Linked DNA regions of Homo sapiens: region 1 is linked to region 2. Evidence: chromatin loops called from intact Hi-C (ENCODE). Cell type or tissue: heart right ventricle. All regions are shown on one strand. Each heading gives the region's core, and the rest is flanking DNA. Links, peaks and the distances in the headings are about the cores only. Region 1 overlaps TP53TG5 (TP53 target 5). Region 2 has its middle 12 kb from the start of MATN4.

Region 1 (2,904 bases), core at 131-2,630, 54 kb after region 2:
CTGGGTGGGAAGACCGCTGAAAGTGGTTACTGGGGTGGAATTTGCACGGGAATTAGCGGGGTGGTGGGGGCGGAGGTAGGCACCGACCGTAGGGGAGCTCCAGGAAGATTGCGCTGGGAGCAGGAGCTCGGGAGCACGCAGCAGCCACTATGAGGTGCTAAGCAGTCCCCGCGCTGTGGCTCCGCCCAGGCTGGTCCGCGCGGCAGCTGATGCCCAGTCTTGGTGCCCAGTAATGGTGGGGAGGAGTGTGTGAGTGGGCGGGGTGGGAGGGGGGGAGAGTCCATCCAATCGTTCTCCCTCTGTCCCAAACTGGAGATCTATCTGCATCGCTGCCCTGACCCCCAATCCCGGAGAGCTCTGTGCCCCTCGATGGCTCCACTGCTCTCCCGAGGGCGCCCACTCCATGCAGCCTGCCTCTGGGGAATATGGAGGTCTTCGTCCGGAGAAAACTCGGGCTCCCTTGGCTTTCCTCTCCCCAACGGCATGGTTAGGACCCTGTGACTCCTACCGACAGAGGGTGACCCCGGCCAGATGGGGTCGACCAGGGCTTGGGGTTGAGGTCTTCAGATTGAGGGTGGACCTGCCATGTCACCCTGGAGCAGTAGAGATGCAGTACCAGCTCCCCCTCCTGATCCGGTGCCTTCTGTGATCTGTGACCAAGGCAGGACACATTTGGAGGCCCAGCTGACATCCACTTTTTGACACCAGCCACAGTGCAATCAGTTTTTGACAATCAATTTTTGACAATCAGGTCGCAATGCACGCGCATGACCTACAGGGTGCTGGGGCTATTCCGCCTGCCTCGTGACTTCTGAGCAGGCTCTCATTTCGCCTTTTCCCTTTCTTGGGAAAATGGAATGGGGAGCAACCAGGAGCCCTTGCTCCTGCCACTTTCTAGCTGAGTGAGCCTGGGCAAGTTACTTGCTGCCTCCGCGCCGCGGTTTCCTCTTGCGAGCTCGCGGGGCGATTGTGAGGCACTTTGCACCCAGGAAGCACACGAGCGCCCTGACTTCACAGAGCGCGCCACTCAGGAGACTAGCTCGCGGAGGTGGGGGAGGGGTGCTGCTCGCTGGCTTCTTTGGTTCTAGACTGACCTTAGGGGCCTCGGGGTGGGGGTGGGGGAAGCCTGAAGTCGCGACACAGGCTCCCTCTACCGAAGGCCTCTTTCCTTCATCCTTCCCAGCCCCAGACAAACAGGCAGAGTAAGCAGTATTCGTCTTAGGTGCCATATGGAAGATCTTATTTGTAGACTCGTGAATTTCGCCACCCATTCCTCCCCTTCAGCTGATGGCGCGATCTCCACCCTCTGCTCGCACCTCTGGCTCTCGTCCAGGTCACATCAACCTGCCAGCAGAAACCTCGGTGTTAGGCGCTAAGACTGTCCCCAGGGGGCGCTGGTCGTTTGGGGAGCGGGCGCAGGGACAAGGGTGCTGTGGTGTCTGGTAGGTTGGAAATGCCTTTGCTAAAAAGGAAAAGCCTCCCTTTAAGCTAGACCCGGTGGGCACTCACCCCCTTCCTTTCGTGGGACTTTCATTCTCCCACGAAAGGGCTGCGGTATTTTCTTCTTTTTTTGCTAAGGAACTTTCTGCTCAGAGTAAATCTTTTTTTCCTTTCTTTTTTTTTAAGACAGGGTCTTGCTCTCTTGCCCAGGCTGGAGTGCAGTGGCGAAGTCACAGCTCACTGCAGCCTCGACTCCTGGGCTTAAGCGATCCTCCGACCTCAGCCTCCTGAGTAGCTGATACTACAAGCGCAAGGCACCACATCTGGCTAATTTTTAAATTTTTTGTAGAGACAGTGTCTCATTATGTTGCCCAGGATGGTCTTGAACTCCTGGCCTCAAGCAGTCTTCCTGCCTCGACCTCCCAAGGTGCTGGGATTACAGGCGTGAGCCACCATGCCTAGCCTGTTCAGAGTAAATCTTATTTGAGGCATGAATCAATCAAACATAAATAGAGAGTTGAATTGATCTTAGAGGGAATGGGATGCAGCAAAGCCCTACTTGACCATCTCCCCCCTCCCACATTTGGAAATCCTTAAACCCACTTATGTAGGCCTCTGACTGTGAGATTCAGAGCCACAGCAGTTTCCACCTCTGCTAAGGCCTTCAGGCAGTGAGATGGCTCACTTCAGTGCCCCTCCTTCCACACATCTCCTAGCTGTATCCTGAGACGCCTCAACCTAGTCACTACCCTTCTGTATGATGTTGGTCTAAGGCTTCCCCCTCTCTGGACATGAAGGCGGAGCCTCCCAGCACTACCAGCCACACACCACTCAAGACTCCAGATCCTGAACCCTGACTCTGGGGCCCAGCTCTGGGCCTGGCTTGGGGCTTGCATCTCACCTAGCCTGGCAGTGTTGTTGTCACACCCACCTTGTATGGATGCCACATAGGCATTTCAAGTGATGCGGAGCAGAAGCGGGTGCAGCGGCGCTTGACCCAACGCAGGGTGGAGGATCTGCACATCACCCTGGGCGCCGGGAGGTGGATTCGTGTGGGCAGCCCCTCAAACCAGATCCACTGGTCGGCTACATCCAGCTGCTTCATGTGCCCCATGGGAGTTCTATTGCGGTAGGGCTTAATGAAGATGACTCGGGGGCCCTCGGTGAGTGGTTGCCTCCCCTGGACTCCAGGGTTCAAGCTATCATCCCTCGATGTCCTTGGAACCTCAGGCTCTATATGCTTTTCTTTCCGTGGCATTGCCGCCAATGACGTTTTCTCCTTGTTCCTCATCCCTGACTGCACCTGGGACTTCCACTCCTTGTACTCTTTTTTCTTAGGGTCCCCTGTGGACTCTAATTTCTTGGACTTGAGTTCCTTCTCGGAGCACCCGATCTCCTGGAACTCTTCATTATTTTGTTTTGTTTTATTGCAGGCACTGTTTTCCCTGGCAGGGAGAGGAAAGG
Region 2 (2,904 bases), core at 215-2,714:
AAAAGAAACGAACAATACGCAGAGGAGAGGAAATGGGGTATGTTCTTTAGCCTTCCCAAAGTCTTGACTAAGTTCTGCCATCTGCCATCAGCAGGCTGCAACCCACTGTGAGGGGTGAGGAAGAAGCCTGTGGCCCCTGAAGGTGAATCTTGGCTGAGGAAGGCAGCAAATGAGTTGAATGGGAAATGTCCCTGAAATGAGCGCCTGACTCACCGTCCATGGTGGTGTTGAAGCAGGCAGCCAGGAGGGAGGAGGCTGAGAAGAGTGTCATAGCGCACCACATGGGGAATTGGGGCTCAAGCGCTCATCGTCCAGCCCTGCCCCCAAAGTCTTCCTCCACCACTCCTCAAGGCAGGAGTCCCAGAAGCCAATAATCTAGGTTGGACCAAAAGCCCAGACCCAGCCATACAGCTCTGTCTTAGTCCTCACCCATCTCAGGGGATCCTATAACCTTTGGTGTCCCCAAGGTATCCATCTGGAAGTCTGTGACCAAAGCTCCAGCCCTGGCCTAGCTTCTGAGTTCCAGCTGCTGAAACTGTCCTTGGAGGTCTTCCTTGCACTGAGTCTGAAGCCATCTAACATCAAACTCCTTTCCCTCTCCACCTGCCTTGCAGCACCACCTCTAGCTCCTTCCCCCACACCACCCAGTCACCCAGGCCTAAGGATCCCACCCCCACTTCCACACTACCATATGCCTCCTGTTTTCCTCTCCCTCCACTACTGCCCTGCCAGGTCCTGTGTCGCCTCTTCCAAAATTTCCCAAACTACTCTAGGTAGAACTAGCTATATAATTTGTGGGCCCCAGTGCAAAATGGCCCGTTGTTCAAAAATTATTCAAGAATTTCAATTCGACTGAACACGGGATTAAAAAAAAAAAAAGAACTTCAAGACAGCCACAGGAAATGATGAAACCAAGTGCAGGGGCCTTCCAAGCACAGGCTGCACAACCACGAAGCCAGCCCTGGCCCCAGGCTTTTTTCTTGTATTCCCACAGACCCTCAATGGGACCATATCGACTGCCTGCTTTGGATCAAAGGTTTTACCTACATGCCCATTGTCTCCTCTAGGCTGCCATCTTCATGGGGAAAGGAGCTCTTATCTCTGCATGTCCTAAAGGGTGCATCACAATGCCTCGCATGTTGAGTTGGTGCTCAATAAACAGTGAATTGCATTATATGGCATTGGCAGATATTTAGATATTGCTAATGCAAAGTGAAACCGGCAGGTGGCACTGTTCTCCACCCGAGCATTAAGTTCTCATTTTATTTATATTTAAAAACCGGGCCTTAATCCCAGCCCTTTGGTAGGCCGAGGCGCAAGGATCACTTAAGCCCAGGAGTTCGAGACCACCCTGGGCAACATAACAAGACCCCCTCCCCCATCTCTACAAAAAAATGTAAAAATAGGGCCGGGCGCAGTGGCTCACGCCTGTAATCCCAGCACTTTGGGAGGCCGAGGCGGGCGGATCACGAGGTCAGGAGATAAGAGACCAACCTGGCTAACCCGGTGAAACCCCGTCTCTACCAAAAAATACAAAAAATTAGCCAGGCGTGGTGGCGGGCGACTGTAGTCCCAGCTACTTGGGAGGCTGAGGCAGGAGAATGGCGTGAACCCGGGAGGCGGAGCTTGCAGTGAGCCGAGATCGTGCCACTGCACTCCAGCCTGGGGGACAGAGTGAGACTCCGTCTCAAAAAAATAAAAAAATAATAATAATAATTAGCCGGTGTGGTGGTGCACGCCTGTAGTCCCAGCTATGGGGTGGGGGCGGGGGGATGCTGAGGAGGGAGGATCACTGGAGCACAGGTAGTGGAAGCTGCAGTGAGCTGTGATTGTGCCACTACACTCCAGCCTGGGTGACAGAGGGAGACCCTTTGGGGGTTTATGCACAGAATTCTACATACTTCCAGGGAATTTCCTAACACTAAAACCCATTTATGGATTAATTTAGTCCTCTTTATATTAGAATCATTTGCCACGCTATAAAAATTAATATACCGGGCCGGGCGCAGTGGCTCACGCCTGTAATCCCAGCACTTTGGGAGGTCGAGGTGGGTGGATCACCTGAGGTCAGGAGTTTGAGACCAGCCTGGCCAACATGGTGAAACCCTGTCTCTACTAAAAATTCAAAACATTAGCCAGGCGTGGTGGCGTGTGCCTGTAATCCCAGCTACTCAGGAGGCTGAGGCAGGAGAATTGCTTGAACCCAGGAGGCAGAGGCTGCAGCGAACTGAGATCACGCCACTGCACTCCAGCCTAGGGTCTCTCCAGCAGAGTGAAACTCCGTCTCAAAAAAAAAAATAATACTAATAATATACCGGCCACGCCATGGAACAATTCTATTAACATCTCTGAGTGTGGAGCTCAGGCATCTGTATTGTTTGAAACCCTCCCATGTGAATCTAGTGAGCAGCCAGGGTTAAGAATCATGGCCCTAGTCAGTATTTCCTCCTCATTTTATAGATGGGGAAACTGAGGCTCCAAGAGAGGAGGCTAAGGTCACAGCAGATGGCAAAGCCTACAATTGATTCAAATCCTGCACTCCTACCACTAAATCTGGGGCTCTGAGTTTCTCTTCATTCTCATTCTACCACGCTGCTGTGTGTAGGTGACATGTGTGTTGCAGAGGGTGGGGATGGGGCATGTAGTGAGGATAAGGCCCAAATCTCCAATTTACCAGCTCTCATGCTGCCTGGTGTTCCACCATTATTAACAAGCTAGTTCCCCAGTAAGTACCGACCTTGGGGTTTCTCTCTCTTTCTTTCTTTCTTTTTTTTTTTTAACTTCTATTAAGTTATAACCACAGCATAGGTAAAATTCTCTGACAGCTTCCCCCTGGGTAGGGCACAGACCTGTGAAGATGGCAAGGGAAAGAGGAAGTGGTTTTAAGGGAAGTGAAACCCATAA

What was found. Peaks named below come from ENCODE experiments on the same cell type or tissue, not always from the same donor. Only the 100,000 strongest peaks of a DNase experiment are listed, where the experiment ranks them.
Region 1: a loop joins it to region 2, with 4 times the contacts of the local background. A loop is called at or near these places in 60 of 110 quality-filtered maps.

Annotation. Positions count from the first base shown.
Region 1 is chr20:45,372,668-45,375,571 of GRCh38, forward strand. TP53TG5 (TP53 target 5) reads right to left here. Exons shown (of 5, transcript NM_014477.3): 4 at 2,372-2,885; 5 at 1-1,344. The coding sequence ends at 1,240. All of the region lies in intron 3 of SYS1-DBNDD2 (SYS1-DBNDD2 readthrough (NMD candidate)), which reads left to right. It also overlaps a transcript of SYS1 not described here. Among named protein-coding and RNA genes, the nearest start is that of TP53TG5, 4.2 kb to the right of the region's middle. RefSeq lists an enhancer at 676-735. In heart right ventricle, for the core only: CTCF peaks have their summits at 1,374 (motif pointing right) and 1,580; DNase peaks (open chromatin) are centred at 220, 420, 1,064 and 1,364; H3K4me3 peaks cover 1,551 bases; H3K27ac peaks cover 1,444 bases.
Region 2 is chr20:45,318,502-45,321,405 of GRCh38, forward strand. No RefSeq gene overlaps it. Among named protein-coding and RNA genes, the nearest start is that of MATN4, 12 kb to the left of the region's middle. RefSeq lists an enhancer at 2,780-2,829. In heart right ventricle, for the core only: a CTCF peak has its summit at 1,226 (motif pointing right); a DNase peak (open chromatin) is centred at 1,237.